Regions from separate parts of the Homo sapiens genome. Here region 1 is linked to region 2. A link is an interaction called in ENCODE POLR2A ChIA-PET data of the cell type or tissue named here. Cell type or tissue: PC-9. All regions are shown on one strand.

Region 1 (5,000 bases), 140 kb before region 2:
GAAATAAAGACACACGCCTACAACCACCTGATCTTTGACGAAGCTGACAAAAACAAGCAATGGGGAAAGGATTCCCTATACAATAAATGGTGCTGAGATAACTGGTTAGCCATCCTGCACCCCTTCCTTACACCACACACAAAAATCAACTCAAAAATGCATCAAAAATTTCAATGTAAAACTTAAAACTATAAAAATCCTTGAAGAAAACCCAGGAAATACCATTCTAGACATAGGCCCTGGCAAAGATTTTATGACAAAGATGCCAAAAGCAATTCAAACAAAACCAAAAATTAACAAATAGGACCTAATTAAATCAAAGAGCTTCTGCACAGCAGAAGAAACTTTCAAGAAAGCAAACAACTTATGGAATGGGACAAAATATTTGCAAACTATGCATCTCACAAAGGCCTAATATCCAGACTCCATAGGGAGCTTAATTGAACAAGCAAAAAACAAACACCACCACTTAAAAGTGGGCAAAGGACATGAACACTTTTCAAAAGAAGACATACATGCATCCAACAAGCATATGAAAAAATGCTCAACATCACTAATCATTAGAGAAATGCAAACCAAAACCACAATGAAATACCATCTCACACCAGTTAGAATGGTTATTAAAAAGTCAAAAAACAACAGATGCTGACAAGGCTGTAAAGAAAAGGGAATGCTTATACACTGCTGGTGGAAATGTAAATTCATTTTGCCACTATGGAAAGCAGTTCGGTGATTTCTCAAAGCACTTAAAAACAGAACTACCATTTTGAACCAGCAATCCCATTACAGCATATATACCCAAAGGAATATAAATCATTCTACCATAAAGACACATGCACATGTTATGATCACTGTAGCACTATTCACAGTAACAGAAACATGGAATCAACCTAAATGCCCATCATTGGTAGACTGGAAAAAAAAAATGTGGTACATATACACCATGGAATACTATGCATCCATGAGAAAGAATGAGACCATGTCTTTTGCAGCAACATGGATGGAGCTGGAGGTCATCATCCCAAGTAAAATAACACAGGAAAAGACAGCCAAATACTGTATATTCTCACTTAATAAGTGAGAGCTAAACATTGAGTACACCTGGACACAAAGAAGGGAACAACAGACAACAGGGCCTACTGGAAAGTGGAGGATGGGAGGAGGGTGAGGATCAAACAACTATCTATCATGTACTATGCTTACCATCTGGGTGAACAAATAATATGTACACCAAACCCCTGAAGCATGCAATTTATCTGTAGAACAAACTTGCACGTGCACCCCTGAACCAAAATCAAAGTTTAAAAAAATGCTTCATTATATTTAATAAACTCCCAATTACTGATCTTACAATAAACATTGGTAGATATAACTAACATAAACAAAAGCTTCTTGAAGTCCTCAGTAACTTTTAAGAATGTAAAGGGTTTCTGAGACTAATAGTTTGTAAAGGGTGGGGGTTTTATGAAGAGAGACCTTTCATTCAAAATATTACTAAATAATAACTTTGCAATGTGGTGTCACACAAGCAGCTGGGTGTCTAAAAACTAAAAAACTTAAACATCCTTAAACTATTTTTCTTGAAGTCCAGCTTTCACCAGTAGCCCAGACTTTTCCTTTCTCTGGATTTTTGCTTCCTAGTTGTCCTCTTGGGGAGAAAAACTTTATCTCATTCACCATCTGCTATTCTTCCTCTCTGCTTTTGCAAAGAAATCCTTTTTCTGAAATCCCATCATCACAGCCACTCACTGGAGCTCTTAATCACACACTTCCTTACCTATTACTTAACTTCTTCCCATGTTAGTTACCACCTTTACTTCTTTACTCATTTTTCATTATTATTTATAACATACCTACTTTTTTAAAAAATTGAAATGATCCATGATAAAAGACACATGCTACTGCCTCTTTGGTAATACCTCCCATAGCTCTCTGCCTGGCAAACTATATGACTCACAGTTGAAGCTATGGACTTGTCTGGACTGCATCTTCTCCCTCCACAAACAGTGGGACTGGGCTCATACTGAATCTAATGCAGCCTCTTATAGAGCTGCTGAGCCATCATTTTTGTTTACAGGATTGCAACCCACCAAGATTATGAGATTTACAGTCACAATTGTAAATCAAAATTTACAATTTTAGGGGAAATTTTTCTTTCTCCTAAAACTAGCACAGAAAAGATGTTTGATAACCAAATCAATTAATGAATGTAGGGCTATAGATTTAGAAATTAAAATTTAAGAGAGATAAAAGGGTAAGCAAATGAACAAAACAGCAAAGCTACAAGATACTTCATACAGTACATTAAATCTCATTTTGGCCTTCCTGAAAGTTAACAGAGAAAAGAAAATAAGAGTTTGGATTCATTTGTTTCCCTCCCCTCAATTTCTTTTACTTTTTGTATGAAAATTTTCCAATTCTTTTTCCTATTCTACACAGTTGTTAAGCAATCTCTTGTTACATGTTCATATTTGATATTTAAATAAAGCTTTTCTTTTCAAGCATTATAATACAAAGTCTACTAGTCCCTCACCTTACATGTTGATAAGCAGAGTTAAAAAACAAACAAACAAACAAAAAGAAAGCTGATAGCACACTCTTTAGAATGGCTGCAACAAGCAAAAATATTTACTTTTTAATTTTCTTTCAGGAATATATCAAGCACTTATGAAACATGTGCTTCCCAGTTAATTCAGATCATGTTCTGTTTCCCCAAATGTGTATATCTTGTCAGCTCAAACACAAGTGGCCCCTGAATCTCAATCTCCACTCACCGCTCCTACTCATTAAAATTCTGGTGGGATGGTGAGAATGTAATAAAAAGATATATGTGAGCTTTATTTGCAAATATAAAAGCATGTCCCCACAGTATAGCAGAGAGAGAGAGAGAAAAAAAATTCAATTCAGTAGCTTTCCCATTCAAAGTTTGTTAATAGACGGGAAAGAAAATTCAACTCATAATACATGATGAGAACCTTTTTCACTGATTAACATTATACGAATAGTTTTGCGCGAAGTATTTGTGTGGGTAAATATTAGCATACAATTATTATTCACTCACTTGCTGATGACAGCACACTTTCCAGAAACAGCTGGGAAATGCAGAAGGAACAAGCTCACGAGTAAGCACCTACTGTGTGCTAGGAACTCCAAGTATATTTCCATTTAAGCTCCCTAAACATTTGAGAAGTATGCATCCATCACTTGTAGTACATAGATGAAGAAACTGATGCTCACGGAAACTAAGTAACTTGCTTAAGATGACACAAAAGAGGGAAGAAAAACCAGAATTCAGATCTGGGTTTGTCTGATTCCAGAGCACACGCTGATTTTTCTACATTGGGTTGCCACCTGGAAGTAATCTCTTAGTATTGAGAACCTTCCCCCAGAAAACAAGCATGTCACCTGAGCCCAACTAACCCAAAAGTATTCACCATCATTCTCCAAACACTTTTTTCCTGGCTTTCCCATTATTTTAACAAGTTATGTGAGTGGAAGAATAGAACAAATCACATCCTTTCTTTACAAAGGAATTTAGAGAACAAAACCCATCATTAATATTTCCCTCTTTCATCATCAACTTTCCTGTAATTCAGATAAGCAAAAACTCAGCCACCTAGATTTTTATAGCCGCATTGGCAAGAGTGTGAAGGATTCCAGCAGCAAACATACACGCAAGGTCAGGAAGTGCCAAAGCCACCAAGAGTACATGTGACTTCGGGGGTTGGGGGCGGGTGCGCCTGCCCACCCACCACAAATCTTAGCCATCTGGGCTGTGGAGAAAAAAAGGGAGGGGAGACATTTTGTGGCATTGCTCTGCACTTCCTCAGCTGTCCCTAACGGCAGCTCCAGATTAAAAAAAAAAAAAAAAAAAAAAAAAAAAGGGCTAGACTGGCATATCTGATTTTAAAAATATGTCCACAAATGAATATATAATAAGTTTAAAATATGGGGGGACTGGAAGGAAATACATCAAAAGATTAATAAAAGTTATCTCTGGATAGTGAGATGATCCATTTGCGAGCTCTGTGTTTTTCTAATTCTTCCAAAATTATCAGAAAAATATTATTTTTATATGAAAATAGTTCTATGTAACTATATGTAGTATATTATTTTAAATATTTCCGTTTTCAAACTTAAAAAAAACAGTTGCATCTAGAGGGTGGTAGCCTGACTATTTAGAATAACTGCCCTCCGTTAGGTCTCAGATAATTGAAGTAATACTCAGGTTTTAACGACTACCCACACAAACCACTTTGGATGTGCCCAAATTGCCTTGTTCTTGGTGGGTATCCAATGGGTCAGAAGATCTATTTAACTGGGTGCTTTGAATTGTTTGTGCCAGAAGTTTTCTTTTAGCTGGGGTCTCTTTCCTGTTTCATCATCAATTTTTAAGTTCCTAAAATACATCCAGTAAATTTACCAGTTTCCTTCATCTATGGTGCTGAAACTTAATAAATTGCTCTTTTTTCAGCTGGAATGTCACGATGTCCAGTTTATTCATTCATGGCCTTACCTGTGTGTCTCTGACAATATTACTACTTTGGCTTTCACAAGATTCATATTCCTGAACTATGGCTTATGGCTCAAATCCAGCAGCTCTCACACAGGGCACCTCCTTGAGTATTCATGGCAATTACTGATGCTTAAAGATGAAAGTCTTGGACCACAGCGTGCCATTTAATGTACTTCTGACCTTGCAGATCTGTGTGTGCTTAACTTCTCCACGTGGATCTCGCATCCTCCCAGGGTGCTACGCCGAATAAGAGATTATACATCAGGGGAATCACTTTGCAGTCACCGAGACAGTGTTTTGAAAACGAAGGAAGAATGCAAATGTGTAGAAACTACTGAAGAGATTTTACCAGCAGGTAGTTTATAAACTCAAAACCAGGAATATTGCCTCTAAGGATTGCAGCTTGACCAATTTTTTAAAGTGTATCTTTGTTATTTTTTTGTGATACTCTCTACCAACATTTAGCTTTCTTTCTTTCTTTCTT
Region 2 (5,000 bases):
TCTGATTCAATAGTTGAGCGAGCCCAGGCATGGTGGCTCACGCCTGTAATCCTAGCACTTTGAGAGGCTGAGGCAGGCAGATCCCTTGAGCTTAGGAATCCGAGATCACGTAGGAAAGCCCTTCTCTATAAAAAATACAAAAATCAGTCAGGTATGGTGGCACATGCCTGTAGTACTTGCTACCCCAGGAGCTGAGATGAGAGAATCACCTGAGAACCGGAGGTCGAAGCTGCAGTGAGCTGAGATCGCACCACTGGACTCCAGCCTGGGTGACAGAGTGAGACCCTGTCTCCAAAAAAAAAAAAAAAAAGTTGAGAGAGGCAGGGCCTAACAGAGGATCCTGAAGCTGCTGGTCCAAGGATCCCACTTTGAGAACTGCTGACTTAGGGAGTTAAACTGTCAACTAGCTTTTAGAAAATCACAACATGCAGGATAACATTTACTGAGAATCTACCAACTGCAGAACTCTCTACTACCTACTGAGTAAGCCGCACAGGTCCTTGCTCCAAACACCATCTAAATTGGCAACACAGGGTATACGTGCGAGGGGACAATACACAGACACATATCCAAAACAGCAAGAAGTAGTTAATACAGTCAAACTAAAGATGTTTCATTTCTCCAGTGCATTTCTTTATGATGTATCCTACGGTGCAGTTAAATCTATTACTCTCAGATGGACATTACTAAACCACAATGCGTAGCCATTCTTCCTTGCACTATGCCACTTCATTTCACTTACTAATGGCAGTTTCATCTGAAGCCAGGGCATGAAATGTAGAGAGGGACCTCATTTTAAAGCTTATTTATGTTATTCGTGTTGTAGCAACTGTAAGGATCAGTGTGATGATCAACACTCAGATTTCAGTGATAAGTTATCAAGCAGAGTCATCGAGTGCAGATATGATCTAATTCTGCCATCAGGCTGAACTGAAATGCACAAAAACAGTCCAACAGAATCTGAACTCTAACTTTCCCATCATTGTATAGGTTTTTAAAGCATAGCTAGCACCAACTTTCAAATGCATACTTTTCTCATGACCCTGTCCTGAGTTTAAGTGCATTTGTATCCAGATTATAATCAGAGAGGGTATTTAATTAGATAATGTTTGCAAGTACTTTGAAGATATAAAGTGCTCTATAAATGCTAAATATTATTATTATTGTTTAAATACAGTTTGCAATTACTGCTTACAACCTGTTCCACCCACCACACTGCTATCATTTGATTACAGGCAGCTTTAAAAAAAATACCTAGAGGTAGAAATGATGAAACCATATTCATGTGAAGCCCTGGATTTTTACCCTAGACATAAATAATTTATAGGCATTTTAAATGGAGGATTAGGTTATAAACTGTAGTAAATCAAGAAAATTGCCCTCTGCAAGACCAACTACCATAAAGTTGTGTCAATTTTAATAGTTTCTTACTTATAAACCAGGTTGAAAGTAGATTATAGTCCAGAATACGGAGCTTTTTACTCTGGTGGTTTCCTGTTCTATCTTCTATTTTCTCCATTAGAATCTTAAAATATCTACCTATGTGAAAAACTGAAAGCACAACTTAAGATTTTGATTTTAGCAATTGTCTGGCAGATTAAGGCTTGAGAATAGTCTCTATTCTATCATGGCCGTAGCTCACCTTGCTATCTTCTATGATCATCACAGAGTCAGCTGTCTCCAATTCTTAAAAAACTGAAACCTTTGAGCCTGATTCCACACATCCTCCAAACACACTTGCTGGATAATTTTCCAGAAAGAATGACAGTTTAAATGTAAACAAGCCAAGCTCAGTGGCTCACGCCGGTAATCCCAGCACTTTGGGAAGCTGAGGCGGGCGGATCACCTGAGGTCAGGGGTTTGAGACCAGCCTGGCCAACACAGTTAAACCTTATCTCTACTAAAAATACAAAAATTAGTTGGGCGTGGTGGCGAGCGCCTGTAATCCCAGCTACTCAGGAGGCTGAGGCGGGAGAATCGCCTGAACCCAGGAGGCAGAGGTTGCAGTGAGCAGAGATCGCCCCACTGCACTCCAGCCTGGGTAACAGAGCTAGACTCCATCTCAAACAAACAAATAAATAAATAAATAAACAAACAAACATCCCCTAGATACACTCCACAAGAATGTCACTGTTAATCCCCAAATAGCTACCATATTAGGTTTTTAAGGTTTTAGGCAAGAAAAAAAAAAAAACACGTTATAATCTGACATTGGTCATCTTACAAAACAAAGTTACAAGGAAGAAATACCTTGGAAATAGCTCTTAAAACACCACTATGCTCATGAAAGACAACTTGTGCCCTAAACCAAAGGCTTCTGGGAAGTCTGTGAGCCTCAGGGTGATAATACAACAGATAATTCTGATGTCATGACAAGGTCCATAAATCAAATGATGGCTATGTGAGTCACTATTGGCAGTGGCTTTGGGCCAGTCAGTCGTAAGCTCAGCCACTTAGTAGCTCTACGATCTTTGGTAAACTAATTGATTTTTCAGAGTCTTATGTGTTCATTTATAAATGCTACACACCTACAGCACAAGAAATTGGAAGCCAATCTGGCAATATCTAGAGCCTTAGAGATCATTCATACACTTTCATTCTAAATTCAATTTCTAAGGAGTTATCCTAAGGAAACAGAGATGCACACAAAGACTTATATATAAGGATGTTTATTGAAGCACTATTTATCAGTTGGAAAGTTAGAAATAACCTCAAGCTTCATCAACAGGAACTGGTTAAATATATTATGATCCATCTCCACAACAAAATGCTAAGCAGTCTAAAAACATGATTAGAAAGTTGAGCACTGACTGAATATTTTATTACACGTTAAATTTTTTAGGCATGATAATACTATTATGGTTATGTATTTTTTAAGTACACAAACTACTGAAATATTTATAAATGAAATAATATGCTACTTTAAAATAATATGGGGGAGAAGGTGGGTAGGAGTACAGATGAAACAGGATTCATTATGGGGGATAATTGTTCAGTAGAGAGATTATTAACCCTTTTATCTACTTTTTAATAAGAGTTTTATTGAGCTTTAATTCACATTCCATAAGACTTACTCTTTTGAAGTGTACAAGTGACTTTTAGTATGTTTCACAGAGTTGTACAAACATCTGCACTATCTAATTTGGGACGTTAGCAGTCACTCCCTGCCAGCAAGCATTAGTCTACCTTCTATCTCTATGGATTTGCTTATTCCAGACATTTTATATAAATGGAATCATACAACCATGTGTCTTCTCGTGTTTGGCTTTTTTCACATAGCATAATGTTCATCCATGTTGCAGTGTGTATCAGCACTTCCTTTTATTGTAGAATAAATATTCCATTGTAAGGATATACTATGCTACATTTTGTTTATTCATTCATTGGTTGATGGACACTTGGGTTGTCTCCTATTTGAGGTTACTATAAATATTCATGTACACTTTTTTTTTTTTTTTTTTGCATGAATACGTCCTTAGTTCTCTTGGGCATATACTTAGGAGTGAAATTCCTGGGTCACATGGTAACTCTGTATTTAGCATTTTGAGAAACTGTCAAACTGTTTTCCAAAATGGCTGTACCATTTTACATTCCTATCAGTAATATAGGAGCATTCCAATATTCTGTCTACTTATTATTATTATACTTTGAGTTCCGGGATACATGTACAGAACGTGCAGGTTTGTTACATAGGTATACATGTGCCATGGTGGTTTGCTGCACCCATCAACCCATCATATACATTAGGTATTTCTCCTAATGCTATCCCTCCCCTAGCCCCCCATTTACTGACAAGCCCCGGTGTGTGTTATTCCCCTCCCTGTGTACATATGTTCTCATTGTTCAACTCCCACTTATGAGTAAGAACATACAGTGTTTGGTTTTCTGTTCTTGTGTTAGTTTGCTGAGAATGATGGTTTCCAGCTTCACCCATGTCCCTGCAAAGGACATGAACTCATCCTTTTTTATGGCTGTGTAGCATTCCATGGTGTATATGTGCCACATTTTCTTTATCCAGTCTATCATTGATGGGCATTTGGGTTGGTTCCAAGTCTTTGCTATTGTGAACAGTGCCATAATAAACATACATGTGCATGTGCCTTTACAGTAGAATGAATTATAATCCTTTGGGTATATACCCAGTAATGGGATTGTTGGGTCAAATGGTATTTCTGGTTCTAGATCTTTGAGGAATCGCCACACCGTCTTCCACAATGGTTGAACTAATTTACACTCCCAACAGTGTAAAAGCGTTCCTATTTCTCCATGTCCTCCCCAGCATCTGTTGTTTCCTGTAATCTGTCTACCTTTTAAGTTTAAATTCCCCATGAAAAAGAGTTTTAAAAGTTATGCCATAGAAAAAGATTAATAGCATGAGAAAAGGCTAATTATTAGGTTTAAAAAATAGGTTACATATAATATGTACAATATTATCTCCACTTTAAAAAAAATCTATTTATCCATGCATAGGAAAAAACTACTAAGCCATACACCAAAGTGCATATGTGGTTATCATTAGGAATCATAAGTTTAAATAATTTGAGAATTCTTTTTATTTTTTCTCCATTTTCCAAATTTTCTGCACTGACCATGCAGAAACCATTGCAATGACCATTGCTTTTACAATGAGAACCAGAAAAGCCTTTTAAAAATTAAACAAAATTTTTGGGAGGCCAAGGAGGGTGGATCACCTGAGGTCACAAGTTCGAGACCAGCCTGGCCAACATGGTGAAACCCCGTCTCTACTATAAGTATAAAAATTAGCCAGGTGTAGTGGTGGGCACCTGTAATCCCAGCTACTTGGGAGGCTGAGGCAAGAGAATTGCTTGAACCCAGGAGACGGAGGTTGCAGTCAGCCAACACGGTGCCACTGCACTCCAGCCTGGGTGATGAAGTGAGACTCCGTCTCAAACATAAAAAAAAAATTAAACAAATTTTTAACAACTCAGCAGGCTTAGTCTGCTTTCTTTCACAGTCTGCATTTTTTGGGCCCTGGAGCC

The links. ChIA-PET counts read pairs that join two places held together with the same protein. Peaks named below come from ENCODE experiments on the same cell type or tissue, not always from the same donor. Only the 100,000 strongest peaks of a DNase experiment are listed, where the experiment ranks them.
Region 1: POLR2A ChIA-PET joins it to region 2 with 21 read pairs; 4 of 35 experiments call an interaction of 5 or more read pairs at or near these places.

Annotation. Positions count from the first base shown.
Region 1 is chr3:171,308,259-171,313,258 of GRCh38, forward strand. All of the region lies in intron 2 of TNIK (TRAF2 and NCK interacting kinase), which reads right to left. Among named protein-coding and RNA genes, the nearest start is that of TNIK, 150 kb to the right of the region's middle. In PC-9, no CTCF peak of the experiment used is centred here; a DNase peak (open chromatin) is centred at 1,963.
Region 2 is chr3:171,445,127-171,450,126 of GRCh38, forward strand. The region is part of intron 1 of TNIK (TRAF2 and NCK interacting kinase); the gene reads right to left. It overlaps LOC124906303 (a long non-coding RNA gene), which reads right to left. Exons shown (of 2, transcript XR_007096168.1): 2 at 1-5,000. Among named protein-coding and RNA genes, the nearest start is that of TNIK, 13 kb to the right of the region's middle. In PC-9, no CTCF peak of the experiment used is centred here; a DNase peak (open chromatin) is centred at 2,355; H3K4me3 peaks cover 439 bases; H3K27ac peaks cover 1,508 bases.